2 separate regions of the Homo sapiens genome follow, and region 2 is linked to region 1. A link is an interaction called in ENCODE POLR2A ChIA-PET data of the cell type or tissue named here. Cell type or tissue: GM12878. All regions are shown on one strand. Each heading gives the region's core, and the rest is flanking DNA. Links, peaks and the distances in the headings are about the cores only. Region 1 holds the start of LOC124902268 (a long non-coding RNA gene). Region 2 holds the start of LHX2 (LIM homeobox 2).

The links. Peaks named below come from ENCODE experiments on the same cell type or tissue, not always from the same donor. Only the 100,000 strongest peaks of a DNase experiment are listed, where the experiment ranks them.
Region 2: POLR2A ChIA-PET joins it to region 1 with 5 read pairs; 2 of 35 experiments call an interaction of 5 or more read pairs at or near these places.

What each region holds. Positions count from the first base shown.
Region 1 is chr9:124,261,401-124,276,790 of GRCh38, reverse strand. The region is part of intron 1 of NEK6 (NIMA related kinase 6); the gene reads right to left. LOC124902268 (a long non-coding RNA gene) reads right to left here and starts at 13,766. Exons shown (of 2, transcript XR_007061765.1): 1 at 13,291-13,766; 2 at 6,251-6,885. RefSeq lists a silencer at 11,664-11,723 and enhancers at 12,704-12,793, 12,225-12,838. In GM12878, for the core only: a CTCF peak has its summit at 9,173; a DNase peak (open chromatin) is centred at 11,760; H3K4me3 peaks cover 6,299 bases; H3K27ac peaks cover 6,943 bases.
Region 2 is chr9:124,005,625-124,021,014 of GRCh38, reverse strand. It overlaps LHX2 (LIM homeobox 2), which reads right to left and starts at 9,247. Exons shown (of 5, transcript NM_004789.4): 1 at 8,547-9,247; 2 at 6,852-7,054; 3 at 5,490-5,893. The coding sequence starts at 8,666. LHX2-AS1 (LHX2 antisense RNA 1) reads left to right here and starts at 11,619. Exons shown (of 2, transcript NR_135129.1): 1 at 11,619-11,949; 2 at 12,924-14,738. RefSeq lists enhancers at 7,190-7,762, 7,763-8,335, 12,190-12,900, 12,901-13,612 and a silencer at 9,274-9,323. In GM12878, for the core only: a CTCF peak has its summit at 5,959 (motif pointing right); no DNase peak of the experiment used is centred there; H3K4me3 peaks cover 2,171 bases.

The sequences.
Region 1 (15,390 bases), core at 7,350-15,349:
GGCCTTCGCCACCTGGCCAACCCCTACTGATCTGAAGGGTGCTCTGATGAACGAGCCACAATAGCAATAGGAGGAGGAATTATTGTTTAAAAAGCTAATAGCTAATATTTACATATCAATAATAACATACTGTTAGGATTTGCATGTATGGAGGAGGGGCTGTGAAGATTCAGGCTCAAGCACTGGCCCCTCTGCACACACTCCAGCCACACATAGACAACCACTGTTCCAGCCACTGTCGTCCTGAGTCCACGGGGATTCAATGGCCCCTTCGATGTACCACGGGCTCATTATTGCTTCATGATTTTTCTTTTTCCACTCTTGCTCTTAGGCTGACCCTATGGCTTCTGTGGGCCTCGGCCTCACCCTGCTCCCAAGCCAGATCCAGGTATGAAGGGCCAGGGTCAGAGGAGAGTCAAGGGCAAAAAGCACATTGCCCTCCTTGACTGATGAGGAGACTAAGACCAGGGCCCCAGCCCACCCTTGCCCCAGTCACCCATCCAGAGATGATTCCTGAGACTCTGGAGCCACTGAAGCCCCTGGGGAGCATTTCTTCTGACTTGCAGCCCAGAATTCTTTACTCCCTGATCCAGGGGTCTCCAGGTAGGAGCTCAGGCTGTGGACACCAGGTGCCCGGCACTGTTCCAGGCTGCTCCCCACTTCTCCCCACTCTCCCCAGGACAGCCCCGTTCCCCCTCCTCTCTCCTGAAGTTCACAGCCGCCTCCCAGCCCCCCAGCCTCCACGGGCCACACTCTGCTTCAGGGGGGCCACTCCCCTGCTCAAAACCTTTCCAAACACCCACCTCCCGCAGGATCAAACCTAACTGTCGTTTAAAGGATCACCGCAGCAGGCACAATGGGTATGTGAGTCACAGAGCTGGTTCCATCCGTCCCGCTGACCTATCTGTCCCCAGAAAAGGCCTGGGCTTTGGACACAGTGGTCTCAGCATCTCAGCTGTCCCCATGGCCACAGGCCTGAGGAACAAACGAAGGGTGCATTGCTCCCTCCCCTCATTACCGTCACCGAGGCCTTTGCCAGGCCAGGCCCTGGGCTGAGCACTGGGACCACAGAGGAAAGTGGCTCAGTCCTAGCCCTGGAGGGGATCCTGGGGCAGGGGACTGGCCATTAGTGGGCCTCACAGGGTGGGGGGCCATGTTGGGGAAGATGCAGAAGGGGCTATGGAGGCACCAAGCAGGGGTTTCTAAGCAGTGTGCTGAGGTCAGAGGAGACTCCCCAGAAGCAGTGATGTCTGAGAAGTGAGAAGGAAAGCATTACAGACCCAGAGAACCAGGAGCTCCGCCTGGCAGAGGACAGGGCCCGGCAGGCGGGGGCAGGCAGCTGGAGCTGACACTTCTGAATGCTGACCCCGTTACCCATGGGTTCTGGGCTCCATGACCGTCATCAACCAGGTCACCCCTCCACAGTGCTGGGAGTGAAGATGAGGAAACCGAGGCTCAGGCAGGTGAAACCATGACTCAAAGACATCCGGCAAGTTAGTGACGTGGATGAAATGGCCCTGGTTTAAATAAGTGGGCACCTACATCTCATCCCTAGAAGTTTAAAATTACGTTTTTAAAAACATTCACTGTAGGATTCCAACTGTTGGCTCTTTGGGGGCTGCAGAGCCTTCATCAATCCTTCCTTCTGTTATCTGTGGAATTCCCACTGTGTGCTGTGCACAGTCTCACCCTCCTGGAGTTTACTGGGATGGAAGTGTGGTGAGGCACACGATGAACTAATCACAAGAACTAAGCAGAGCTCGTGCCCCTGGGGTCCCTGCTCAGGTTAAGAATTGTACTAAGTTAGGTCGGTCCTTTTCACATCCATCTTTTCATTCCTGTGCACACAGCAGACATTGCTAATCAATGCCAGTCTCCAAAGCCTTCTCAACATGGCATCTCGGGCAGCCCCTATCAATCTATCAGAGCCGGCACTGGAGAGGACAATGATTGCCAGCCTTGCTACAAATGGACATGCAGAATGGCAAGCACAGTGCGTCAGACCGGTCAGCTCCCAACCTCCCTCCCTCATTCTCAGGATCCCAGACCCCTGAAATTCTATCAGATGTCCAGGTGGAATACATGATATTCAGCATTGTCCTCGATCAGCATTCTTACATGAAAGCAAAAACCCTCCAGATGTCTGCTCACTTTCTTGGGGAATTGGGAGGTGATGCTGGGACAGGCTGCTGACAGGTACCCGGACTGTGAGTCCACACTCTGCTGCTTCTGGAGCCTCAAGGAGGGGCACTGCTGGTCCTCCACGAAAATGGACAGACTGAGGTTCAAACTTCAGTGCTACTGCTCATGAGCTGTGTGACTCAAAGCAAGTGTCTACACTCTCTGGGACTCTGCTGTTTCATCTAAAAATGAGGACAGAGATACCACTTCCCAAATTTTGGCCAGCACAGTGCCAGGCATCTGTCAGCAGCCCATAAATGCTGGGTCCCTCCTTCCCTTCTTCTGAAGTCAAGGGGCTGTGGTACACAGGTGTCAAGCCCCGTTCACATCTGCCACTGGGGCCATCACATGCCCTGCCACAGCGAGGCTCACACGGGACATGCGCAGGAAGCAGATTGGATGGGCCCTGCGGCCTCTGTCCTCCATGGCCAAGGATCTTTACCACCCAAGGAAGCATCCATTTGTAAGAGTTTTCTCTCCCTCTCTTTCTTTCCCTTCCCCTCTAAGCAAAACTGCCTGGCGGCCAATCCTGCCTCTGTCCCCAAGACAGTTCCAAAGGGCCCATCTCATCCCACAGAAGTGATGGCGGTAATTCCATTAATGGGAAGCAAGATGAATGGTACCCTGTGCCCAAAGTGTATGAGGCAAGACGGAATGGGGGGGCCATGTGGGGAAGGAAAGTGTTGCTGGAATTCACCCTCCGTTGGGGCCTTATTAGGTCCTGGAAGAGCCGCCGCACTCGCTAAAACCTGCTTTTGCCAGCAGAAGCCTCATTTTACAAATATACAACAACAACAAAAAAACCCGTAAATGGGAAGAAAACCCTGAAGATTACGCTCCCCTGCTGCAGTGAGGCTGCGAGCCGCCACTCAGAACTGAAGTCTTTAGCCTCCTCAACTCCCGCTTTAAATAAATGGCCTAAATGCCAGCTCACCATTTCGTGAATGCAGAGCACGGCTGTTTCTTTGCCGTTTAAGGACTGCTTGCCAACGGTGGGACGGGACAACTTTGGAAACATTTTCTTATAAAAGGCTTGCCTGTTCCAGATGCTATAAAACCCCATCACCCTGGCTGTCGGTCCCAGGAAGGGTGGATACGGGCCCCTCTGCTGTCACAGACACACGTGCCCTGACTGCCCGCTGTCATTTCTTAAGTCTTCTCCTGCCCTGAGAATCAGTGGCATTTTGAAGGCAGTTTCGCTGTGGAATGAGTGTCCATTTCCACAAGCATGCAAAGGGTTCCGTCCCCTCCCCCATTCGGGATCAAGCCCTGAATTGTTCTTTAGGCCTCAGTTTATCCAAATGCAGGATGTTGGGGAGGCCAAAGCTAGTCCGGAGACCACCATGGATGATGGCAGACAGAGCAGGTGGATGTGGAATAAGGCCGCCCGGGGCTGTGTGACCTTGGCAAGCCACACAGCCTCTCTGAGCCTCCACTTCCTCATCTGTCACATGAACCTAACCCCACACACCTCACAGCCTTGGAGCAAGGAGTCAACGCAATCCTGGCTCACGCGGAAATGGTCATTTTTCAGGCCAATTTTAGCACCAACAGTCTGTCTCTATTCTTCTCTGCAGAGCTCTCCTGCAGCACCCAGCACAGCCCTGACACATGGGCCGCTGAGAGTCTACTGCTTTGAGCAGAATCTTTGGTTTTTCTGCTGCCAAGAATTAAAAAAACATCCATTCACACTAGGGCAGAGTGGTTCCGATAGTGTGGTCTGGAAGCCACGGGCGTGGGTTCAAATCCTGACTTGGCAGTGGGCACACTGTGCTCCTCAGCAAATGATGCAGCCTCACTCAGCCTCCCTTTCCTCATCTGTAAAATGAATTAATAGGACCTGACTCTCAAGGTCACCAAGAGAGGTCGATGCGATCACATGTGACCAGGGCCTGGCCCAGGTGGGTCTCCATGACCAGCAGCGTTAGGGGGAGCGGTTGTGAGTCTCAGGAGAGCCTGGGGAAAACTCCCACATTGCAACTGGAAAAACTGATTTCTCAAAGACACCTTGAAGCAAAGCAAAGCCCGATGAGGCCTTCCCAGGACGCTGGGAGTGCTGGGACCTCACACGAAAGGCAGCATGTTAAATCCCCAGGGATTGCCCTTTAATGGAAGAAAGAGATTGAAGGAACTCCATTCTTTGTGGCAGCCATGGGCCACCACGCTGTCCCAGCTACCTCTCCCCAGCACTGCCTGGCCAGGAACCCTGCACCGGTTTCTTGTTTAGGAACCACAGCACCAGCCCTGTGCAGGCAGGGACTTCATGCCTGGGGCTCATTACTGTATCTCAGCAGAGCGCCTGGATCTGTGGGATGAAATGAATGAACAAAGAAAACAAGGAAGGGATGAATTCCTTAGGGAGGGCAGCTCTGGACTGAGAGCCTGCCCTGTGGCCTGGGGAAGCGCTCCCCAGAGCGTCACAGGGGCCACCAAGCTCCGAGCTCACCCCATACCATGTCGTTTACCATCAACACAGAGTATCAAAGGCCTCTTCTGGGCCTGGCGTGGAACTGAGGACTATACACCCTTACCACAATAGATTGGGAAAACTGCCCCAGAGACAGGATCTGCTATTACCCCTTGCTCCACAAATGGGAAAACAGAGGCCTGAGTGGGCGGTAACAAGCCCAGGAGACACGGGGAGCACAAGGTGGGTGTGGCTCACGGCCAGGTGTGCCTAACTCTGCCGCTGCCACCTGTCTCTCTGGGCACAAGTACAGCCACAGAGCTGGCCAGGCCTTGCAGGAGAAAAGCTGGAGCTGTGGCCCTGAGATCTGCTCCCTGCCAAGAACAAGGATGGACTGCTCAGGGGCAGGAGTGGACAGGCAGCAGCGCTGAGGTCTGGCCCCTGTCCTGCAGATGCAGATGCAGCAGACGGTGGGGGCAAGAGGCCCAGCCAGGGAGGGACCTCAGCCAGCCAGTGTGCCTGGGATTCGTGTGCAAAGAGCACTAACTCTGGGGCCAGCCGGGCCTGGGTTCAAATCTCAGTTTCCAAAGTGTGTGGTTTATGGCTTTGGACTGGCAGCTTCATTCTCTGAGCCTCAGTTAACTTCATCTGAAAAACAGGATCAGCTCAAAGTTGTCACGAGGATTAACGAAGGCAACACACGGAAAGTACTTGGCCGGGTCTCCGGTGCACAGTGGGTACTAAGTAAGTACCCCTCACCTGAGCCTCCTTGTCCATGTTTTCAGAGTAACCAGACGTCACTCCCTGTGGGTGCTGAGCCTCCCCATTTTGGGGCTGGGAACAGCGTGACAGCTGGTGGAATCCAAGCTCCTCACCCTCTCTGATCTCTGGGGCACCACGTGTTTGGCGTTGTTCCTGAGTGAGAAGGTTGGCAACCGCGCCACTCGATTTCTGACCCTTGTCACTCAAGGAGCGGAAGTCAGAGGGGTTGGGTTTGTTACTGCAACAATCTCTGGCAATGGTGTGAGAGATTAAGTCAGGGAGGGCTGACCATGGTGTGTCTTTGGCACCAGAGGCTCCGGATGAAGAGGGAGAGCCCCTGGCTGGCCGACTAACCTGCTGGGCCAGCAGTCTGCAGACAGTGCTTAACACAGAACTTTCCCTTCAAATCAGATCTGGCCCCAGCTCTGTGGAGAGAACCAACATAAGGCCCTTGCTCTGTGTGAAATGTGTGTGTGGGTGCTATGGCCCCTCCCATCAGGCTGGCTTCATGTCCAGGTGACCTGGCCCTGCCCTAAGAAGGGAGCCCCAAGCGTAGGGCTTCATGCTGTGCTTTCACTGTCCTGAAATGCTTCATGTCATCTTTGAATCTGTGTTAAGTGGAGTCTGGTGGAATAATGGAGCACATGCTGGCAGCACAGAGTCTCAGCTGCCTCCCCAGGACGGGTATTCAGCTGCCTGCTCCCGCACCCAGCAACCTCTGCCACCCGTTACCTGCAGCAGGGGCCCGGATGCAGGCAGGAGGGTCGGGGGCAGGTGTGCCCACACCTGTGAGGTCTGCACTCACCCTGAAAGTATCTTGTGTCCAGGGAGTGAGACATTAAATAGCAAACAAAAAACATCATGACAGATGGAAAGAGATTGCAAAGGAAAGGAAAAAACTTTTGTGTTTTTTTTTTACTGCTTTTTGAACAAGGGAACTTGCATCTTCATTTTGCACTGGGCCCCACAAATTTTGTAGCTGGCCCTGTGTTTTATTTCCATGGACTTCTGACCCTTCCCCTCCCACTCTGGGGACCTGGGGACATCCCTAGGCCTCTGCAGAATGGGAAGACACCACTAGGTCTAAGACCATCCCTTCCCAAGAGGCTTCTTGGACACTCAGCCCCCGCCCTGCAGGTCTTGTGGGGTGAACTTCTAGGGTTGGCCGTTCATTGCCGTCTTGTGTGCCAGGCCCCGCTCCAGGTGCTGAGGATGTCTGATCAACCTTTCGAGGCCTCTGTGCTTGAGGGGCTCCAGGGCACAGAGAAGTAACGCAACAGGCAGGACCAATGGCAGCAGATGCCGGGGGATGGAGCACATGGGGAGATGGAGCACTCAGTGGCAAGCCCCACAGACAGCATGGGGGGGGGGCGTGGAAGGAACGGCTACTGCAGCTGGCACATTCCAGGTGGCTCCCAAAGGCAGGGATGCTGCGGTTGGCTCTAGGAGACTCCTCTATAAAAGGGGAACACCTTGATTTAACTGGCTGGACTGTGGGAGACTGAAAGGGCTGTCAGTTGATTCCTCCCAGGGCACTGCAGGGAGAGAGAGAGGCTGAGGCAAAGGCTCAGGGGCCACAGGACACTTATATGGGGGACAGTCTGCAGTAAACTCCCTTAATGACTCTGCAAAACCAACAACAAAGAGAAGGGCAGAGGCTCAAGAACCACATTTCCTGAGCACCTACTATGTGCCAGGCACCGGGCTGCAGTGGCCCTTCCACACGACTCCCTGCCCCTCCTAAGCTATTCATTCCTTGTGCCTTCCAATCCCATCCGACATTTTACAGACATCACCTTCCTTTCCTGTGATTTAGAAAGTCCACCGAGGCAGGCGGATCACTCGAGACCAGCCTGGCCAACATGGTGAAACCCATCTCTACTAAAAATACAAAAAAAAATTAGCCGGGCGTGGTGGTGGGTGCCTGTAATCCCAGCTACTCGGGAGGCTGCGGCAGGAGAATTGCTTGAACCCGGGAGGCAGAGGTTGCGGTAAGCCAAGATCGTGCCATTGCACTCCAGCCTGGGTGACAAGAGTGAAACTCCATCTCAAAAAAAAAAAAAGTCCAGTTAGCACCAAGCAAGGGGTCACCCAGGCAGGGGTGGGGGGTTTTCAGATATGACCTGTCACCCCTAGAGTAGCACGGCACAGTAATTAAGAGCTAGAATGCAGAATGGGGTCAGCCTGGATTTGCTCCTGGGCCACTCACTAGCTGTGGGGTCTGGGGTGGACCACTGACTTGCCCTGGGCTTCAGTTTCCCCTCTGTAACTTGGGGTTAATAAGAGCCCCACCATCTGGGAATGCTGTGATGATTCAATGACATGGTATCAGTGAAGGGTACAGCACTCGGCAAGCGCTCAATAAATGTCAGCCACTGTTTTTGTCATAAAACCCCAAAACATCACATCAGAAACCCAGGTGTCCTGTGACGCTTCTCGGGATCACAGGAATCTGCTCCCTCCTTCCCGCATCTGCCGAGACTCTGCTCCGAGCCTCCTCTCTCCCCCATTGTCATGTCGCATCAGTCCATAAATATTTAAACAACATGTCATCAGATTATTATAACATATGATCTATAGCACTGATGTGCTGCAGTTCTGTGCATTTGGGCTTCATTTTCAGAATATCGAGACATAAAATATTTATGTATTTAGCCAACCACGCGATCTCACATTCTGTCTCAAAATGCTGGGTGGTGGCAAGACGCTGAACTGAGACACAACGTGTGAAGGGGATGCCTTGTTCTCACGTCGGTTCCTGGGGCATCTGGATTGTTTCTGGTTCATTCTGGGGACGTCACCACGTGGCCTGTGAACAGTGGCTGACTGGGTATATCACAGCAAGCAGAGAGAGAGCCAGGACTAAAGACCCCATCAAAACACCACAAGTGTCCAAACCACTACGGACTGTGCCATTTGCATTTCTGCATCTCCATGAGTCTGCACACAGTAGGTGGTTGTTAAATGTCCACTGGGAAGTGAATGCATTCACCTGTGGCACACAGCACACCCTATGGGCTGGCACACAGTAGGGACTCAGTCATATTTGTTCTGTTTCATTCCACCCCCAGTACCCAGCACCAGGCCAGGTACATCAGCAAACAGTGCTGGATGAATGGCAATTGAAGGAGTAAATGTGTGACCAGATAAACCACTTAATTAGCTAATAAATGAATGAGGGATAATGACTCCCTATCTGCTGGTCCAAATTACACTGTGTAAGACCCTCCTCCTGAGAAATAAAGGCTCTCCAGTAACCTGCACTGGGTAGGAAAAGGGGTTTTTCTGGGTCATTAAATATCTCAATTGCTAACATTAGCACATCACAGTGACCATATGTCCTGAAATTTTCAGGACTGGGTAATTTCAAAGATGCCACCCCATAAGCCATTTGAGCATCCAGAGACTTCGCACAGCAGACAGCATCTTCCAAACCATCTCTCCTGTCCCTGAATGGCACTAAATACTTCTACAGATCACAGCCCGTTTGGGAGTTTGGAAAGTGGGGCCATGATGTGTCTCACCTACAGGTGATCAATGTCTGAAGACACAGAACACCATAAAGGTCTGTGCGAGTGAAAGGTGTTAGCTCAGAGTACAAGTATTTTCTCTGCATGTTTCCCCAGGAAGACGGGGCAGGGACCTCATCTGATTCCTGTGTGTTTCCCCAGGGGCCAAGAAGGCATGTGGTGCTCAGCCGTCCCTTGCTGAATGGCATCATGAAACCTGGTCACAGGGCTTCCTCATTTCAGGGTCCCAGTGGCCAGCTCAGGGGCGGCCCAGCACCTGGTGTGCCCATCACCCCTTGGAGAAAACCACAGAATGTTTTCCAAATGCCACGCTGTCACCACTAGGCTGGCTCCAAGAGCAGGCGGCTCCCACACTTGTCCCAGCGTCTGCACAGACAAAAACCCAGTCCTCATTTCCTCTTGGGTTAGGTAAGGAGGCTGGCATTTAAAACACACACAAAAGGCCACTACATTCCCGGAGGAGACGAACAAAGGAAATGTACACACACTGACTCAGTCCGGCACGCCGTGCCCACTCGAGGTCCTGTTGTAACTGAATCCAGGCGGACTCGACCGGACCTGCCAAGCCCAGGGGCGGACTCCCTCTCCTTTGCTCTCTTCTGTGTGCCATGTGGTGCCCAGTGATCCTGCCATCTGGGCACCCACGCTGGTGGCCCGCCAAGGCCACATCAGCTGCAGAATCTTTCCTCTTTCAATGCTGGGTTTCCTACTTTCTAAGATGGGGTGTAATCTGGGGTCCTGCTCATTTGCCAAAAAGTCATGTCTGTGCTCAGAGGTGGCTTGGTTAGCCTTTCCTCAAAGCAACCCCAAAAGATATGCCCTCTAAACAAAGTGTGTGCTTGGTAGAAAATGCAGCTTTAAGACACAGCACTGACCCATTCCAACCCAAAGCCCTCCTATGCAGACATGTGGGAGCTGCCTCGGCAGGGAAGGGGCATAGGAAGGAGAGCCTGTAACTCTGGGAGGTAGAGCCCTTCTGGGCTTAGGTTCCTCCTCATTGGAATAATTCGAGGATGAGCATTTCTCTAAGAAACCTCTTCTCCCAGGGAAGGGCCAGCTCAGCTCAATACAGCCCTGCACAGCCCACTGAGGGGAGTGAGGAACGTTTGCTAACAGATTCGTTCACTCCATATAAACATTCTCCAAGGATCCGGCCGCGTGCCTACTTAAAACTTCCCATTCACTCAACAAATATTAATTGAGCTCCTCCTATGTGTCAGGCACAATGCTGGCCATGGAGAACACTGTTGTGGTCCACAGACCAAGTCCCATCCCCTTCTAGAGTGCATGTTCAGTCTGTGAGGCAGGTTACAACTATGCGATGACAAGACGGATGCTCAGGGGCCCTGGCATGGTACCTGGGTGCACACTGTTCCTTCCAGCTGCCTGGGGGCCCTCACACAGGTCCTGAGCTGGGCAGCTGGTCACTTCCTGAGGGCACATCCTGGTCACTTCCGGAGGGCAGCCTCTGTCCTCCAATTTTCAGCTCAGACCCCCATGCTGTGGGTGTCCTCACAGCACTCAGGCTGATGCTCGTCAAGCACCACAGATCCTGGACTCTCTGGGTCTCTGTTTCCTCATCTATAAAATGGGCAGAACGATACCCACATCACGGCATCACTGGGAGGATGAAGTGAGTTCCCTCAGGTTAAGGGTTAGATTAGAACATGGCCCACAGTAAGTGCCTGGTAAGGCCATCTACCGACAGGAGCAAAGGCCAAAGAAGCAGGAGGAAGTTCCACAGCCCCACCTCTCACCCACCGGCCCCACCTGCCTCTCCACCTTGGGGTCTACCTGCCCTTCACCCCAGCCCTCTCAGCCCTCTGGCAAACCCCACGTCTCCCTCCAGGTGGGTTCAAACACCCCTCACTGCCGGAAGCTCTCCTACTTCCCCAGAGACTACATCCCAAAAAATGCCACCTGCAAATTGATCAAGAGCACCTAAGAAGGGGTTGTGACAGCCTCTGTCCCCACCAGGTGGTGAGAGGCCAATGGGTGGGGCCATTAGAGGGTCTTCGTGTGGGCTCCCAGCACAATGCCTGACCCAGGACTTCCATCCGGACATACGTCATGAAAGAATGAGATAACGTGCCACACACCAGCCAGCACAAGCATCTCTGGTTAGCAGAAGGGAGTCCACTTAGCCCATAGGACAATGGACGGTCTGTGTTTTTGCATCAAAACTTTTCACCCGCAGTCCAGGCCCAGGTGTCACAACCAGAGCCTTGACCTGAAAGCTGGGACAGTGATCTGATTTAGGCTACAGAGCAGCAGGCTGCATGTGGGACCTGAGGCTGGTCATGATGTCTCTCTGGGCCTCAGTGTCGCCATCTGTAAAAGGAGAGGTATTTTTTTTTTTAAAGCAAGACAAACTTGTCTTTTTTTTTTTGAGACGGAGTCTCACTCTATTGCCCAAGCTGGAGTGCAGTGGCGCCATCTCGGCTCACTGCAACCTCCGCCTCCTGGGTTCAAGTGATTCTCCTGCCTCAGCCTCCTGAGTAGCTGGGATTACAGGCACACGCCACCACGCCCAGCTAATTTTTGTATTTTTAGTAGAGATGGGGTTTCACCATATTGGTCAGGCTGGTCTCAAACTCCTGAGCTCGTGATCCGCCTGCCTCGGCCTCCCAAAGTGCTGGGATTACAGGCGTGAGCCACCGTGCCTGGCCAAAACTTTTATGTTTAACATTTTTCTCAGATATATTTAACCACTTTAAAGCAAACCGCTGGATGGGATGTATTACAATCACAATGTTGTGCAACCACCACCTTCATCCGGTTCCAAAACGTCTGCGTCACCCCAATAAAAACCCATGTCCCTTAATCAGTCGCTCCCCAGTCTCCCCTCCCCAAAGGCCCTGGAAACCACCAATCTGCTTTAGGTCTATGTGGATTTATCTATTCTGGCTACTTCATGTATCTTAAAATGACTCCTATGCAAAACCTCCTTATGTAAAACAGGCAACAGGCAGGTGGCTTTGCCCCCTTCGCCTCCCCGGAGCTCACGTTCCTCATCCTTAGTGGCCTTTCAGGGAAAGCTCTGATGCCAGGTGCCATTCTTTGCAGAACTCTTTTTTTTTTTTTTTTTTTTTTTTTGATACAGAGTCTCGCTCTGTTGCCTAGGCTGGAGTGCAGTGGCACAATCTCAGCTCACTGCAGCCTCTGTCTCCCAGGTTCAAGTGATTCTCACGCCTCAGGCTCCTCAGGCTCCCGAGTAGCTGGGATTAAAGGTGTCCACCACCACGCCCAGCTAATTTTTCGTATTTTTAGTAGCGATGGGGTTTTGCCATGTTGGCTGGGCTGGTCTCAAACTCCTGACCTCAAGTGATCTGCCCGCCTCGGCCTCTCAAAGTGCTGGGATTATAGGCATGAGCCTGTCCTGGTCTTTGTGATTTTTACACTACCTTTTTTGTCACATGGTACCTCTTAGCAGAATTCTAATCCTAAAGTTGAATTTCTAAGGCAGATCACCCCCAAGGGTGCCTGAGGATCACGGGGCTGGTGCCTGGTGTTACTGGCCCGTTTTCCGGATGAGGGAGTAGAGGCTGGGCCCCTGTGAAGCCCTCCTTGCATGAGGTGACTACAGAGGAGTGGACCTCCAGAGCCTGGTGACACCCTCTCCCACCACACAGACTACAGCTGGGTCTAGGGTGTGACGAGCTGGCAGAGAAGCCGCCCCAGAGCGATAGCCACTTCCGGAGGACAAGGATCTCTCCACCGGCTCAGGAAAACAAGCCAGTTTAAGGGAAACCCAAATGGCTTTGGGGGGCGGGGGCATAAAATGTGCAGGACTCCCTCAGGCCTTGCCATGCAGACCTTTTCAGGAGGACTGCCAGGGGAAGACGGCTGCTCACTTCTGCCCCACGGCCAGGCCTGTGACAGCCGCTCCTGTCAGCGCAGTCCTCTGCGGGGCCGACGCTGTGTAAATAATTAACAAAACATCTGCCTTGCTTCATAACACACCGTGGCTGACACAGCTCTCAGGGCCTTCAGAGACCCTCCAATGCCACGCCGAGGACTTATGGCCTCGCTTTGTGGGGACAGGTGGGAACGAGAGCAGATACTGACAGGCAAACATTTTCCTGAGGCGCCACAGGGCCACCCTGGTGCTTAAATCCTGCCTCTTTGCAAACTGCGCTGTCTCCTTCCCTTCCGTTTTGGGAGCCATGATCCTAGGAAGGTGCTCTGGTGGAATCCAGAGGGGTCCCCGGCACCTGCTTCTGGCCTTGTTTAGGGCCTCAATGCAGGGGCACTGGAGACACTCTGGGCCACGGACCAAGGGTCCCGGCTGAGTGACCCTGGGTGGGTCCTTGGTCATTAAAGATTTTCCATGTCTCTCATGTAATCTTGGGGAATGAGCATCAAGCACTTAAAAGGCGCTGAGCATCTGAAATGCATTATTTCACTTACTTCCTCCCCCGAAGCTTCTGAGGTCATAATATTATCCCTGTTTTCCAGATGATGACGCTGAGGCTCAGTGGGCGACGTGCTCATGAGAGGCAGGTCTGGGACTCCAGCCTCATTCACTCCATCGGGTGCCCAGGCTCAGGCTCTCAATGCGGCTGTGGGGGAGCGCCTTGCTCCCTCTGAGCCTCAGGTTCTGTTCCGTGAAACAGATGGGTGGCAAGAGTCCTTCAGACTCCAAAAGTCCACAATAAATAAACCCAGTGCTCGTCTCAACCCCAGTGGGTGTGTGCGAAGCTCTCTGGATTGGGAGCCCAGTGAATTCCTCATCAGCAGCTTGATTCATTAGAGCTGAAGGTCATGTGCATCCATCCTTTTGCAGGTGTCTTCCCAACAAGCCCAAGTTTCAAAGACGTTGAGGACAAGGAACAAGAGAGGGCAGGCATTCGAGAAGGGGCCTGTGGACTAATTCCCATACTGCCACTCACCTGCAGTAAGAACGCGCCTCTGGAACATGGAGAAGTTCTTCTTAAAGGGATCTCTGTTCACCCAGGTCAACATGACCCACCCCGCAAGCCTCAGCCTAATTCTGAAGCATGAGGGTTAAACAATTCGGGGAAAATGCAGGCACTGCAGGCTCTGAATGGCAACTTCCCTCCCCCTTCCCCTGTCCAAATTCCTTCACACTCTATGGAATTCCTACATAAAGCCCCTTTTTTCTTAGAATTCTATGAGGTCACCACCATGCAGATGTCTAAGAGAAAGAAAGAACGGCTCCGTGCAGATCCAGGCCACTGCAACTGAATGCATTTCAGATCTCGGCCACCCCATCTTTCAATTCCCATGGCCCCCCCACTCGCCCAGCCACAGCTACAGCGGTGGTGGCCAGTCAGGTCTGGTGGGGTGCTGTGATCCTGCCCTTGCTGGAGGCCAAGAAGGCCTGGCTAGAAGACCTGTGCCTTTACCACCAGATCACCCGAGAAGTCATCTGTGGAAAAATCCAGAATTGGAGACAATGGCGCAGCCATGTATGTGGGGGTCTGTTTCCACACAAGCAAGTCCTGTTAGAGGGACACATGTCAAAATGCTAGCTCCCACTCCAAGTTCAAGTTCCCAAAGTTAACATCACAGGAAATTACACCACCAACTGATTTGCCCCAATGTCGGCTCCTCTGTCTGGAAGTCGAGTCTGAGAAGGCCATTGGTTTAGTTCAGCTTTGGCCAAAGGAAGGGACCAGCTCAGACAGGAATGAGTGAAAGTGCTGGCCTGATTTTTTTTCTTTTTAAACTAACATTTTCCCCAAAAGTTATCTTGCCATTACCCAAGAGTCATAAGTGAAAAGACAGCCAAATACCAAAAAGCCACTGAGGCCCTCAACAGTGCCTGCTCATTTCAAAGCCATTTCACGGACAGCCAGGGGGTGCCTGGGCCACCGCAGACCACCCCTCACTCCAAGAGCACTCCTGCTCCCCAGAGCTCCATGTTCCATGTAAAGTTCCACGGCATGTGCACACCACTTCCTAAGAATGATGTCAGCAAAAAAAAAAAAAGATAAAAATGTGGAAAAAAGGACTATTTTTACCTCCCCAAATCACAGGCCAGACGGGAGAAAAATCCATCAATGCCAGAAATGTGGCTGAGCCTTCGCACAAGATCTATTATTTCACACCTTAAATTAACGCATCTCAAAGCAATTTGCAAATGTTCGTCAATTTGCAGAACATACATGGAAGGGAGAGAAATACCTTTTCCTTTCAACACCGAAGGACACTGGCAGGGGGGCACAACATGGCCCAAACCACACAGGTCCTCACACACAACATTCATTTCAAGCACATGTAGTAGAAGCCGTGATCGAAATGGAAATGAGCAGGGAAAAAAGGCAGGCAGGGGACTTAAATGACAAGTGACAAGAAGCCTACCTACAAGCGATCTCGCTGTCAGATATTTAGGACTGTGAGTCAGGCCCGTGAAGGTGACATCAGGGGGCCAGAACACCGGACTCTTCCTGCGAACAGTGTCCCAGCCTCATCTCCACACAAGCCTGGCAGTGCCTGCCCGTATTTAATCTTGGATGATTCACCAGGTCCCTCCACTCTCCACCC
Region 2 (15,390 bases), core at 4,042-12,041, 250 kb after region 1:
CATTTCAATCCTTAACCCTGCTGCATGTCTGCGCCACAATGAAAGGGGGACATCATCCCCATTTTATAGATGGAAACACTGAGGCTCAGAGACAGCGATCCACCCAGGATCACACTGCTAAGAACTGCAGCACTGAATCCCGGCTCTGGGAGAATCCAAAAATCATTCTGAGCCATTATGTTACAATAAGAACAATAGTAGCAGCAGCAGCAGCAGCAGCAACAACAGCTACGACTTGTTGATGGCCGATTGAACTCCAGGTGATGTGTTAAAGGGCTTTCCAGGCACATTTTCTTTAGGTACTTAAAACAATCCTAGGAGCACCAGGTATTATTTTTCCCGTTTTTACAGATGTTGAAACTGAGGCTCAGCAAGGGAAGTCACTTGACTTTGGACACAGCAGGACAGGGTCTCTGGGCCTGCCCTCCTCCTGTTTTCCAAGGCACTCTAAGGAGGAGTGCTTTCTGCCGTCTCCCCCTACCGTGTCTGGGACCGGCACCTAGAAACTGCTGAAACAGAGATTCATGTTCATTTTGCCACACCCAAAAGTACTGAGGGACCCCTGGGCCTTGGGCACTGGGCCAAAGGTTGGAAACTGCATTTTGCAGTTTAATCCTCATCGCTACCCTGTAAGATGATTGTTTCTCCGTGAACAAGTGGAGCAAATTAGGCTCGGGGAAGTTCAGAGATCTGCGGCAGTCCACAGAGAGCGGCAGAGTGGACGGGGAAGGAAGTCCGAGGCAGAAATAAACATGTAGTAGACACCTATGGTGTGTGTTTGGCTTTACAAATGTCACTGTACATCATTACCTCTCAGAGAGGTGGCTATGACTATTCCCATTTTAGAGATGTGGAAACTAACGCTAAGGGAAATGAAGCCACTTGCACACTGCCACACCACCGGTAACCAGCTAGATTGATCTTGATCTGTTGAGCCTAGATTTAGCACTGGAGTACTCCTTGTTTTCTTCCACTACACCACGAAGGGAGGAGGGAGCCTGTCCCTAACCACAAGGAGCCTCATGGGGGCCACGCTGCCAATGCCTGGCTGGCATTGGGGGTGGGGAATATGGGTGAAAACCTGGGCCTCAGAAAATTGCTCAGCCACCTGGAAGCTGATGGGGACCTGCAGGACCCCTCCCAAGGTCGCCTCCTCATGGCACCTCCCGAGCCATGCCACACTTAAGGTCTTGCCTTGGGGTAAGCCTCATAAGGGGTGTACATTCGGTCCGCCTAAAGTGAGAACTGAGAAGGTATCTTGTGCCCTCATCACATACCCGTAACAGAGCTCTAGATTTAGCAAATGAAAATACAGGTTGCCCAGTTAAATATAAATTTCAGAAAAATAATAAGTAATTTTTTAGTATAAGCATGTCCTAAATATTGCATGGGACATACCTATACTAAAAATGTATTTGTTGTTTACCTGAAATTCAAATACTACAGGTGACACAGCTATGCTAAAAAATTGTCATTTATCTAAAATTCAAATATTACACGGGACACTTATACTACAAATTTCAAATTTATTCGTTATTTTTCCAAAATGCAAATATTGCCGGGGACACTTACACTAAAAATGTATTTGTTACGTACCCAAAATTCCAATTTAACTGGGGATGCTGCATTTTGCCTGGCCACACTACCTCCAAAGGACTTTTACTCTGCTGGTGACCTCCCCCTTCCCCTGCCCAGATGGGGAAGAGCCCCTTGCAGAGAGAATTTGCAAGATACAAGTCTTGCCCCTGCCTTTGGAGCTGTTAGCTAGGGGCTACACCTCCTAGGGGCCTCTTTCCACCGGCACTCAGGTCCCCTCACCCCCGGGGCTGCATTCCCACAGAGAGCACGCCCAGAGTGAAGAGCGCGGGTCCGGCAATTTAAAGGGGATCAGAGGATGCCTCTGAACCTGATCCACCAGAACTGCTTGGAACCCGCTGAGGTGAGCAACCCTTTTCTTTCCCCCAGTCCCCAGCTCCACTGGGGGTGGGGCAGCCTCCCTACGGGGTATCTTTGGGCCCATCCCTCCACCGAGCCCCCGCCTGGGCCTGGCTGCTGTTAATGAGCTCCGTGGGGACCCCGGCGCCCCCATGGGCCCAAGGGACCTGCCCTGAGTGCCGCCTAGGTGGGGTAGTAGTGCGGGGGAGGGGGACAGAAAGGGCAGAGAAAGGAGAGAAAAAGACAAACACAGAAAGGCAGAATGGAGGGAGAGAAAGAGAGAGGGGGTAGGGACGGAAGATGGACAGAGCCAGGAAAAAGAGAGGACAGACAGAGGAAAAGAAAGCGAAGGAGCCAGGAGAACCACAGAGAGACAGCTACAAAGACAGCAAGAAATAGGGAGAGCGGAGGGGAAAGCGAGTCCCGGAAACAGGCGCAGCTTGTGGCGAGGGTCCGGTGGCCGAGCTGAATCCCGGGGCTCCGGGAGACCCGGTCCCTGCGGGGGAGGCCTTTTCCGAAGCCGTTATTGGCGGGGGAGTAGAGAAAAGGGGAAAGAAGGGGAGTGGAGAAAAAGGGAAAGGAGCCGGCCCTAAGTAGCGAGGCCGAGGCCGGCCAGAGGCAAGGGCAGGGGGCGGCGGCGGGGGAGGCAGCCGTGGGGCCCAGGTTTGGCCGGCGCCCCGAACCCCCTCACTCCCGCCCCCAGTGCCCGGGGGCGGGTCGAGATTCCCCAGGATCGGATCCGGGGAGGAGCGAGGGGCCGAGGGGAGGGGGAGGACCCGGGCTTTCTCTCTCCTTTTTTTTTTTTTTCCTCTCAATTAGGCCGATTCAATGGAGCTAAAGAGCTCGTAAAATCATGAATAATTTACTCGTGATCTGTTATTAACCCATCGGGTTTCGAGCTCTTGTCGCTGGGACTGAACCTGTAATCAAATCTGACTTCGCCTCATTTTACTAAAGACGAGATTGTAGGTTCAATTGTCTAAATAATGGATTGGAATCAAATCAGTAATTACGCCGCCAGGCACACACACACAAAAAGCTGGGGCTGGGGGAGGCCGGGCGTCCGGCCGGTCCGCGCGGGACTCCCGCGGCCGCGGCGCGCAAACCCAGGCGCAAAGTGCGCGGCCCGGGCCCCTCGCCCGCTCCTGCCGCCGTTTTCGCACCCCCAGCCCGCTGGCAGCCCCTCCCGGGGTAGGGGGAGGTTTCCGTTCCACCGGGGCCCGGGCCCGAGGGGCTGCGGGAAGAGGCCGCTGCGGCCCCGCCCCGGAAGGACTTTCCGACCCCGCGGCCCGCGGCTCTGCTGTAAGCCCAGCGCCCGGCGCCCCGACGGCGCCCCCTCCCCACTCGGCCCCCAGCTCGCCGCCCTTCAGTAAGGTGCCGCCGCGCCTCGGAGGGACTGTCCCCAGAGCAAGAGGCTTTGCAAGGGGTCGTCGTGGCTGGGCCACAGGATGTGGGACACTGCCACAAACAAGCTCGTGTCCCCGTGGTCGGAACCCTGCACGCACACGCACACGACCCGCGCCCGCACACCCCGTCCGCGATCGCACCCTCCAGGGTCCCCGCTTTCCAGTCCTAGCTGCCCCGCGGCCCACACTGCGGCCATTTCTCTCCTGCCAGTGCGGGAGGGGAGGGAAGGGCGGACGCCAGATCTAGGAAGACTGGGCTGGGCCCCGAGAGGCCGGGGAGATGCCCTCTTTCCCCAACCTAGTCCCGGGAGCCCCGAAAGAGCCAGCCGCATAGCCACCGCCGGCGCACCGAACGCCGTTTCTCTCAGGACTAGGAGCCCCGGCCAAGGTCGGAGAGGAGGGCACGGGAACAAACACGACACACACAGAGACAGAGATAGAGAGAAAGGACGGAGAGAACGGAAAGGAAAAAAAGAGAGAGGGAGGCCAGAGAGAAAGTGAGATGGCTGAATGGAGGGTGTCTCTTGTAGAGGTTAAACAAGGCTTGAAATTCAGCCTCCAGCCCACCTCGCTGGGGCAAACGGCGGCTGAACAGCAAAAAGCAGAAATAAATCTCTGTACCTTCTACTCTCTTTTTGCACAATCCTAAAACCGGCGCCGAACCTCCGTGCCCAGGAAAACAATACAGCTCCCCAGCCACCAGGTGCCCTGGAGCCGAGCCCCGCGAGGTGCTTCCGAGTGGAAGTTGACCCACTTGATAAATAGAAGCGGCTTGGTGTTGGGGGAGCCGGTCTGAACTCGGTTTTGTCTTTTTTTGGGGGGTGGTAGGAGAGGAGGGATGGAAGTTCCAGAGAGCTACATCTGTGGTAGTGCCTTCAGCAAATCTTAAATCCGCGCCACCGACCGGCCTACCGCTGCTTCACCATTTACCAAACTGGGGGCTGCGTTTTCCTCCCAGTTCCGCACACAGGGACACACGCCCCATGATCCTCCAAGCGATTTCGTTGGAGCGAACACCCGCCCCTCATTTCCCTCTCTATTCAACTCAGATTCTTTAAGATGAAAATAACTGACTTCTTCCCGCCGTAGCACCCTCTGCACAGTCTTGGGTTTGTTTTTGTTTTTGCTTTTTTCTGCTTGTGCATTAGACTAAAGGGAAAAGGAAGAAGAACACAAAATCTCCAAATCTAATTCTGTTGCAAACGAAAGAAAGAAAATAATTGCACATAAACTCTAGTTCGGAAGCCCGGAGAGTCATAAACCTTTCCGGGCCTTGCAGACTTCGGGCAGATGTTGACGGCTCATTTGCCGGAACTCAGAACCTCTGCAGCTGTCCTGAGCAGGGAGGGGCGCGGGAGGGGGCAGAGCTTCTCCGGGAATGGCCTGGGGTTCAAAGATGCCGGAAATCCGAACCAAGCCCCCCACCTCACCCCACCCCACCCCACCCCGGCGCGAGGCCAGGCCTGCTCCGGTCTCGTCCCCGCCCGGGGGGCTCGCTTCCGAGGGTCACGGCCCTCACCCCAGCAGGCGCCAGGAAACTCGGAGGAAAAAGTCCGGGAAAACTGAGACCTGTCTTTAAAGGAGGATCGGGCCGAGCAAAAGGAACCGCAGCCTTTGCTTTCCTGAGTTCCCCAAGCCCGAGTTCCCCAAGCCTGCCGCCCTTGGGACATTTCACGAGGTCAGGCCGCACTCCAGGCCGAGCTCGGCGCCCCGGGCCACAGCCAGCCCTTTCTCTTGGGACCCTCGCCGCCCTGCCTCGTTCCTTCGCTGCCCCAGTTCCCGGCCCTCAGCCGCGCCAACCCAAAACCTGTTTGGCGTCAGCGCCGCCTTGCTTTCTCCATCCCTGCCACTTCCTGCCTAGCAAAGTGGGGCAAAGGCCCAAACCAAAAAGCCATCTCCAAAAAAACAATTTATCAGAGACAAGGCCCTGCACCCGGAGCAGCAAGGGACCACTGCACCCTCTCCTCCCGCTCCAGCCGAGGACGCACAGTCTGGAAGCCCAGGGGGCTAATGTCCCTTCTGCGAGGCCGTCCGGTGCTTAAGGCTCGCTATTTGCCCAGCACACAGAGATTCAATCCAGCTCCCGGCCGTCGAGGCCGCACACTTTCCCCCAACCCTATGGGGGCGCTTCGTGCGCCGCGCACTCACCAGCGTTGTAGGCCGCCAGATCCGCACCGGGGCCCGGGCTCTTACGTTTCCTCGGCCGCCCCTTCTGCACAGTGCCCACGCCATTGTAGTAGGGAAGACCCAGAGGGTTGGCCCCTGCTGCGCCCAGCCCCGCGCTCTTGGCCGCCGCGGCTGCAGCGGCCGCCGCTGCCACGTCGGCATGGTTGAAGTGTGCGGGGTACTCGCCCTGCAGCAGCGCCTCGAAGTGCAAGCGGCAGTAGACCAGGCTGTCCTTCATGCCGAAGTGGTCGCCCGTGGTCAGCATCTTGTTACACGTGGTGCACGTGAAGCAGTTGAGGTGATAAACCAAGTCCCGAGCGCGCATCACCATCTCCGAGGCCGAGATGCCCAGGTGGCAGCGGGCGCAGCGCTGCACAGAGAAGCGCCTGTAGGGACCATGGAGGGAGGGGCTGTGGGAACACACGGTTGGGTACCCCCCTTTTCCTCCTCCAGGTGCCGCTGCTGCTGCGGGGGGCAATCCCCTCCTCAAGACGAACAACCCGGCCTTTATTTGGAGGATGGGGGGGAGAGAGAACTAGATTTTGACCCAGGCCTGGTCCTGTCCTAAAATAGTTTCCCTTAACACACTTATGCCTACAGAGACTTCTACTTCACCCAGAGTCTCCGCAAGCCCTAGGAAAGCCTTTACCTGGGAGTGGAGGGAGACACTTACCACTTACCCCCTCCTCAACCTTTACTCCTCCCTCCAAACCAGCGCCTGGGAATCCTACTGACTTTTATAATTTGGAAGAAACACAGAGACAGGGAAAGAGAGAGAGACACAGACGTAGAGACAGAGACAGAGAGAATATACATAGACCCTAATCCTAAAACTGGGGAGAAGGAGAAACAGAGAACTTGGAGTCTACTAGTGATTCTGGTTCTTTGATCTTGGCCACCTTTCATTCCCATTTTCTCAAAAGACCTGGAAATGCACCCACTCCCACAGCTCTCTTTCCAGCTGTGTTTCACTCCAGCTTGGGCTGCCTAGGTTTGGGGGTGCCTGTTTCTATAACCTCGGATTAACTCAAGAAACTTCAAAGAGAGAGGGGAGCAAGGATCCCAACTCAAGCTTTTTTGTGGTCTAAGCTCCGAGCAGGAGGGCAGCTTCTGCTTTTTTTCTGGTTCTCCTACTTCGTAGACCTTTCCAAGAGCTCCCCAAATTGCTGCTTTAAAAGGTTATCACCCAACTTGTGGTGGCTTGGAGAACTTGGGGGGGGAGCGGGGGAGTCCTGAGTAGTGAACCCTCTCCTGGGACTAAACGGAAAGGAGAGGGCCAAACTGTAAGACTGTGCCTGAGATTGGGGGGAGGGGTCCTGAGGGGCAGTTGGGTGGGGGGGCTACCTGTAGTAGTCTTCCTTGCAGTAGATGCTACCGTCCTTGCTGAAACAGGTGAGCTCCGACTCCAGGTTGAGCTTGCACTCGCAGCACTTGAGGCAGCGCATGTGCCACTGCTTGTCCACCGCCAGCAGGTAGTAGCGGTCCGAGATCTTGCCCCCGCAGCCGGCGCACAGCGCGGCGCGGTCACTGCTGATGGACGGCATGGTCTGCGAAGGGAGGGAGGCGGAAGACAGCAGCGCCTGCGTCAGCCAGCGGCCCCTCCGCCGCCGGGAAACCGGCACCCACAACTCCCTCTGTGGCCTTGGCTACCCTGAACGCGGAGGGGGCTGCCAGGACATGCGGCGCGCTTCCCCCCACCCCAAAAGGCCCATTTCCATTTCTGGGCGGTTCAGAACCCAGGCCTGCCTGCGCAGCCCTCGCCAGCCACGGGCCCAGGCCGGGCTCCTGGCCTAAATGGCTCTGGTGCTTACCTCTCTTCCTTCCAGTCCTCCCTGTCCTTTCCCCCAAAATGCTCGGGCTGTGTTTAGGGACCAGGACAGCTACTCCAGTCAAGCCCTCCAAGAGCTTTCCCTAAACTGCTTCTTAAATGAGCCACCCGGGGGATAAGGTGACCATTAAGTCACCCTCCACACAGAATCCTCTTTGGAGAGACAGCGGAGTTCCTGGGCCCCAGCTCCAGTGATCCCTGGATCCTTAGACCAGAGGTTAAGGCCAGGACAAGTCAGCCAACTTCTGGCTCCTCTGCCACACGGGCTGGGGCCCTCTTGGGTCCGGGGATGAGGTAAGTGGGGTGCAGGGACACCCTCAAAGTCCGTGGGTGAAGGACAGGTTCAACCCAAATACTTCCCTATCCAAACTGACCAGCAGAGAAGGTCTAACCGAAGAAGCGCTCAGAGGCCGGGAGGACACTGGCGCCGCTGCTCCTGCTCCCGGAGCAGAGAAGCTTCTCCCGTGCTCCCCACCTCCGCGGCCTCCTAAAGGTCACTTCTGGGCCCGCTGGTCGGGCAGTGTCTGCTCGTCTGGCCCCCAGGGAGGCCTGAGGCGAGGAACTGGCTATTTGGGGCTGGGCCCGCGGAGCCAGGTGTAGAGATCCAAATGGAGTCTCCTTCGGCGAGGGCCAGGCCGGAGCCTGAACTCCCAGCCCTGGCCTGGCTAAGTCTGACCAGTCAAGGGTCTGGGGACGCGATCAACGACAAATGTTGGCCCCGAAGACTTCGGCCTCTGAAACTGCGCTGGGGGTTGAGGAGGATCCCCGATTGCCGGAAAGCTGGGAGCGGCCCAAGCCGGCTGGAGCCCCAATGCTCCCAGCTGGTTCGCCCTTCCCTGGCGCCGCTCGCGGCGCCGCCAGCAACCGGAGCCGAGAGGTGGAGGAGAGCGCGGGGCTGTCGACCCCGGCACCGGGCAAGGTGAGAAGGGAGCCGCCCCGGGCCGCGGATGGGACTTCGCTTCCAGTTCGGAAGAAACGCTCTCCTCTACCCCCAGGGCCGAGATTTCGGTTTCAACCTTGTTTCCCTTCTGCGTCCCAGCAGCCGGGTTTCCCCCGAACCGGGAGCCACCGGCCTTGCATTCTGACCGAGGATCCCCAGCACCCAGTCCCGTGCGGCACGAAGGACGCTCCCCAAACTTCGGGGAGCAGAGGCGCTGACTGGCCCGGCCCCATCCCAGCTCTCAGCCCCGACCCCACAGCCGCGCGCCTACCGTCTCGGTGTCGCCGCGGTCGATGGCGGAGCTGATGGCGGGAGCCTCGCTCTTGGCCCTGCGGTCCATCTCGTCGATGACCCCGTGCACCTCGGGGCCCGACAGACTGTGGAACAGCATCGCGGCGGGACCGGCGGGGCCGGGGGCGCGGCTCCTCCGAGGGAGGGCTTGCCCCCCGCCTCAGCTGCCTGGCGCTCCTGGCGCTAACGGGCCCGGTGCATCGCCACCGCGGCCCCGGCCCCGCCCGAGCTCGGCTGAGCCCCCAGGCCGGGCTCCGGGCCCCGGGCGCTCGCGGGGCAGGACGCCTCCCGCCGAGGCGCAGGGGCAGCTACATTGCGGGGCGCCTGGGCGACGGCGCCAAAGCCAGGGTCACAAGGGCACGGGACAAGCGGGGCGGGGGGAGCAGGAGACTAGGACAGAGGTCGGCGCCCGCCGCGGGCGCTTTCACGCCGCGGGCATCGCCCGCCCGGCTTCAGCGCCCGGGGCGCAAAGCAAGGGCGCAAACTCTGCCCGAGGCGGCGACGGCTGCGGTCGGGGTTCACCCTGAAGCCGCTAGGTGTCCGCGGCGGCCCAGCTGCCTGGACCCCTCCCCTCCCTGGGGTGCGCCCCCAGCCCAAGGCGACCCTCTTGGGCGCTGAGTCGGCGACTGGAGTAGGGGTTTCTCCGAAGCCTGCGAGCCGAGTCGAGCCACCGGGAGAATTGAAGAGGAGGAGGAAGAGGAGGAGGAGGAGGCGGAGGAGGAGGTGGAGGAGGAGAAAAAAGAGGAGGAGCAGAGTGGGAGGAGGAGCCGCCGGCCGCGGGCCCAGCCGCGCGCAATGCTCTCCAAGCGCGCGCCTAGCCCAGCCCCGGCTCTGCAGTCCGCGCCAGCGCAAGCCTCCGCGCCTTTTCTACAGCCGCGCCTGACATCACGTCCTGCCGCCGTGCCATTGGCCGCTCGGCGCCCCAGGCCCTGGCAGCGCGTGCTCCGGGAAGGCGGGAGACCCAAGAGGGAGGGGAGAGGCAAGAGGAGCAGAGGAGAGTCGAGATGGTGGGAGCTGGTGGGCGAGGCTGGAGGGCGGGGGTGGGGGGGAGGCAGGGAGGAGGGAGAGCGCGGGGTTTGGAGTTTTTAAGATACGAACAGCTTCCTGCGATATCTTCAGAAAGGAAAATTAAACCCTCTATCCTAAGAAGGCGCAGCAAGGGGATGCTCGTCTCACTGCGGTCTCCCCTCGGCCTGGAGCCGCGGCCTCAGGCACCCGCCTGGGAGGCCCGGGAAGGCAGGCCTGTGGCAGAGTTGCAAGAGCCTTCGGCCGGCCGTTTCCCATCGAGCTCCGCCTTCGGCCCGGGCTCTGCACAGCGGGCTGCAGGCGGCCGTGCAAGCCTCCTGGGTACCCGGCAGAGCCTGAGTGGCGAGACCGGCGAGAGCTGTGACTCCCGGGGAGGGGGGCCAGCCAGCATATCCACGCTCCAAGCCCGCTAGGGCCCAATCTGCAGCCCAGCGTGTAGCTTCTCGCTCTTCCCGGTCTCTCCCCAGCCTGGAAGAGTGGGGGCGAGCATGGCTTTAGGAACTCAGAAAGGCCAGGGTTCGAATCCTAGCTCTGCCATTTACATGCACTGTAACCTTAGGCAGTGACTTATCCTCCCTTAGCCTGTTTCTGACCTTTATAATGGGCGACAAGAAGCTCTCCTCCGCATGGACGTGTTGATTGAAAGAGACTGTGGATGTAAAATGCCTGGAACATAGTAGGCACTTAGCAAATTATTTCATTACTCTCTCTTGCTCCTTTTCCATTAAAAACTTTCTCACTCCAAGACACATTCGATATCAGTGAGGTTCTTAAAAACCACAGGCCTATTCTCTGCCCACTGGGCACACCATGTCTCAGACCCCGCTGATGGCGCGAGTCCTCCTTACCCGCCTGGCTGCACCACCTCCCCAGGGGCCAACAAAGTAGCGTGCTGGGTAAATCCCAACTGCTACCCCCAGCCTCCAGGTTTCAGGCTCACCCTAGAGTCTCCTGGGGACTGGAGGGAAATACCCAGGTGTCTGGTGGGGGAGGGATTTAGGAAATAAAATGATTGTAGACAAAAACTGAATAAGCACTTCGGTTACAGAGTCCCATCTGGGTCTGCTTCGGAGGCAGGTTTGGCTCCGTCTAATAGGGACAAGGCGGGTGTCAGTCTGAAATGACTTGTTTGCCAGGACAGGTAAGGGGATAGTCAGGACCTGCGGTTTACCTCACAGGGTACAGAGTTGAGGCATGAAATCATGTTTTTCACGTGTGTAAGTAACTTTCACACACAAATATATGTGTGCACAAATATATGTATGCGTGTAATGCCCAAGCACATGAACTTGTGTTCATGTGTGCAAATACACATGTTCATCTCTGTTGGCAATAACACAGCCAGCACGAATTTTATCTCTGTTGGCAAAATCACAGCCAGCACCACTGAAGAGCTAGGGTCTTACACATGCGCATCAGGTGTAAGTGTCTAGAGCTGGGAAGAAGGATGCAACTGCAAAATGGTAAATTGCACGTTATACCTGCACTTGCGTGCTCAGGCGATTCTACTTAAATCACTGCAAGTGCTCCTACGAGGTCGTTTTGCATAATTGAAAAAACTTGAAGTTACAATCATATGTGTATATTCTGCATGTGTACAGATGCCCCAACGCGAGGGAAGGACCACTAAACCCAAAGACGCGCGTGCCCGTGTGTTCACACAGACGTGTGCTTCGGCGCCTGCACACGGCCGGCGCGCAGGCATGCGGACGCCTACACGAATACATAGGCATGTTTTATTGACGCATCTGGGGCACTTTCTTTCAAAGAAAGTAAGGAATGAAAATCCAATCTGAGAGTCACCAGGGTTCATCTGGAGGTCGCCCAAGGGGCAGAAAAAATTTGTAATGACGCTAGAGTGTTTGTCCTTGGTGCAACTCCACTCTCGGGAGGGCTGGATACAATACGTTTGGAAAGCTCGAGGGGCTGCCTTAGGATCTGGGGGCGGGGGGTGGGGTACTCAGCAACTCTTGCCGCGGGCTGCTCAAGAAACGTGGAAACACACCCTGCGACTTTCCACTCCCCCATACATATAGGCACGCGATTCCGTCGCCACCTCTCGGACCAGCAGCCCACGTCCAACGCTGGGCCGACCCCAGATACACAGGCAGTCGGGATTCCCGCCCGGTGCGCTTGTCTATTCATCCCTCTGCGTCAGGCTGGGACGCGCTCCGTCTGTAAAAGGCTCAAACGCATCTCCCGCCGCGGGGCGGGATCTAGGGGCCCAGGCCCCGGGGTCCAGAGGCGGGTAACTTTGCTAATCTCCCCCAGCGGCGGGGAACGTCGCGCAACCGCTGAGCCCTGTCCGCCGAGACTAAACAAGCAGAGGAACAGGCTGTAAACACACATCCTGACACGTGAGTGACATTTACGCGGTGCGAGAAGCTGCAGCCAAGGGAAAGGCAAGGGGTGGGGGGAGCGGGCACCGACAGGTACGGAACCTTCGCAGGCGCCGGAAACGGCGGCCCCTCGACCTCCCCCTCCCCCAGAAAGTGGCAACGAATGCCTAAGTCCCCCGAACCTGCCTTTTGTGGGAGGTGACAGGTGAACGGAATTCAGGTCTGGCCACTCTCGCCGCTGCCTACCTCCCCACCATCTGCTTCCTCGCAGACAAGCAGACCCGGCGCATAATGAGGTAGCAGCCTCCAGCCGGCCACCGTGACTAACTCAGAACAAAAGCGCTCCCTCCACGCCTCCTCCAACAAAGGGGCCACCAGCCCCGGCGCTCCCCGAAGGCTGCGGGGCTCCCGGCTGCCGGCTGCGGAGCTGCCGCGCGCAAACTTCCCGGGGCTCCCGGGGCTGCCGGCGCCACGGAGCCGGGGCCGCGGAGGGAGGAAGCGCAAGCCGCCCGGAGAAAGTGAGGCCAGACCCGGCGGGGGAGAGGGGAGGGAGCCGGGCGGCCGCGGAAGGAGGGTGATTGATCAGTGCGCGGTGCCCGGCGCTCTGTCCCGTTATTAGAGGCGGCCAAAGCAGGGCCACGCAATAACCTCAGAATCGCCAACTAATTGACGCTGCAGGCAACTACTTCATTGTGCGCGCTGGTTTTATGTCTTCATAGCCGGTGATTGACAAGGTGTAATTAGTCATCTCACTCGGTGATAAACATGGGCACCCTCCTCCCGCGGCATCAGGCCGTGTGTACCAGCAGAGGAAGCGATAGTTGACGCTGATATACCATTAAATCAAAATGAAGACGTTCAGAAGTGTGTGTTTGCTGTGACGCTGTGATGGTTTATTTCTCAAATACGGCACCAACAGATTTACTTGATTTGCAAGTTAACTACAACATTAACTGGTTTTATTTATTTTGCCTCTTCCTTCCTCTTCCTAGGCAGGGATGTTGCTCTTGGAGAATGTGAAGACAGTTTGCTTCTTGACAAGCGAGCGAACGGGCGCCCAGATTTTTGCAGCCTTTCCGAGTCTCCCCCGAGGGAGAGGCGGCAGAGAAAACGCCGGATTTGGGAGCCACCAGGGAAGGATCCGCGCAGGGGAGCCGCCCTCCTTGGCCCCAGACCCGCCTGCCTGGGGCCCCCTTTGCTCACTGTCAATGTATGGTCTGAAGCTCTGAGGATGGTGCTGGGGACTGGGGTCGGGGGAAGCCTCTTGAATAATAACTGCAAAGAAGAAAGAGGCGAGAACGTCTCCCTAACCTTGAAGCAGAAAGGACTGTGTTCTTAAAGCTGTTGGCTGCAGTCACAGGGCCAGTTGCCCGCCTCTGTTCCCTGAGTAAAGTGTAACATCTTCTGTCCTCCTGGCTTGCTTGCACCATTCAGCAAATTATACTCCTTCCTTACCAAAGTGGGAATGCTCAGGGAAGTGTGTGTGTGTGTGTGTGTGTGTGTGTGTCCCCTCTGCACTGAGGCTGCTGTTAGAGATGTTACCAATTTAAACCTTCCAGAATCCTGGAGGTTTACATTTTGTAAAGGGAGGGGACACTCCTGGACTGTCACAATCCCAATTCTGGTTAGAGTGGCAGGGACTGAACAAAGCCACCAACATGCAAAAGTCCATCTCCAGAGTAGCATGCATGCCCCCAGGAAACCCCCAGTGGGATATGCTTCCTGCACTTTCCCCTTCTCTCTAACCTCTGTCTCCTGTTTGTAAGGCAGAGGAAGGGTGATTCCTTGCCACTGCACAGGAATGCAGGGTTAGGGTTATCTCCAAGAAAGGGTGGGGTGAGGCTGAGTCACAGGGAGAGCAGAAAAGCTCTGTATCTTCAATGAGGACCCACACACACACACCTTTCCCAGGCTTGTGGGCCTCATTCAGCAAAGCAGGGAGTGTTTTATATTGATGCGAGAGGCTGTCAGTCAGCAGTAAATCAGTTCAGGCATAGCTATCTCTTTCTTTACGAAATCAGCTCATTGCCTTGGTCACACTACACAGAAAATCTGCTTATCACCGCTATCGACAATAAAAATTAGTGGAGCCTTAGTTGTTTCCGAAGAGGAACCCCGTGTCTGTGACATTAGAATAGATAAGTGGCTTGGCCTGTTGCAGGCAGAGAGAAGCCCAATTCCTCCTCCTCTTCTCCCTGCAGCGATCTGAACAATTCTGAAACCGCCTCCCTGGGCGTCAGCTGAGCAGGTTGGGGAACTAACCAGGGCTCTCTCTCTAGGGCCCTGTTAAATGCACTGAACTTAAAATGAAACACGAAGTGTGAATTTCAGGTTTGAACATGATGCATCAGGAAACGTGGAGGTTGGCAGCCCTTTTCCTCCCTCCTGCTTTTCAGTAGCAGGTATTAATATTGTATTAAATGTTATGAGAAAGTAAAGGCTGCGGAGAGGAATGTGCTCAGATGCAATTTTGTCAAGGTTTTTATCTGTGATTATGATTCCAGATGTAGAAACTCCCGGAGGAGGGAAATGAGGGGCTGCTGGCATGTGACATGTGTTTTAAGGTGTTTGGCAGTGTTTCTCAAAGTGGTGACAAAATGTTCAATTTTATTACAGGGAATTGGTAAAAGAAATATGAATACTAGGTCAGAGATTGTTCACCTCAGCAAAAGGATTTACCATTATTGATTAGGGTGCAGAAAGTATGTATCTAGGTCCTGCTTAAATCACATTGTCAACAATATAAATCTGTCAGATCAGATTTTTCTGAAAGAACAATTATAACAAAATACACTATAGCTAATTGCATCCCCTCACGGCTAATTTCCATGCAATGATGTAAATTTCCCTGGAAGCAAAACCAAAAAAGGTAAATGTTGCAAAAAGATGCCATTTTTTCCCCAACTGGTATAACTACAGTCATTTATTGACAATCATTTCTTTTTAATCTAGCCCAGAATGATATCCAGTACTAGTAGGGCCATTTTGCTAACCTGGTTGCTCTGCCAGCCTTTCAGGTTGAAGCACAAGAAAAACTAGCAACAAATTTCCTCACATAGGAAACCACATTTTGCTTAGAGGAGAATCCAAAAGATTTTGTATGGAAAAAGTGGGGACGGGGGAAGAGGAGGAAGCAGATGAACCCTTGACTGTCTGACAACTCATATTTCCATGCACTTGAGACTAAAAATTTTTCCTATCACAGCCTTCTTCATTCAAAGGCATCTCTGCCATCCTTCTCTGACAGCAGGACACCTCTAAACTCCATTTCTAAGCACAGGTTTCCCCATAAAGCTTTTATGAGCTTCCCATACGCTAACACCAATCGACTGGAGTGCCCAGCCAGCACTGACTGGAGTTGGGTTTGGTAAACATTTCTACATAACAAAAAAGGAGTTTTTAGCTAAAGATGCTGGACTTGGCTCCTCCTTGGGTTCTCAATCAGAGGACGAGGGTCTC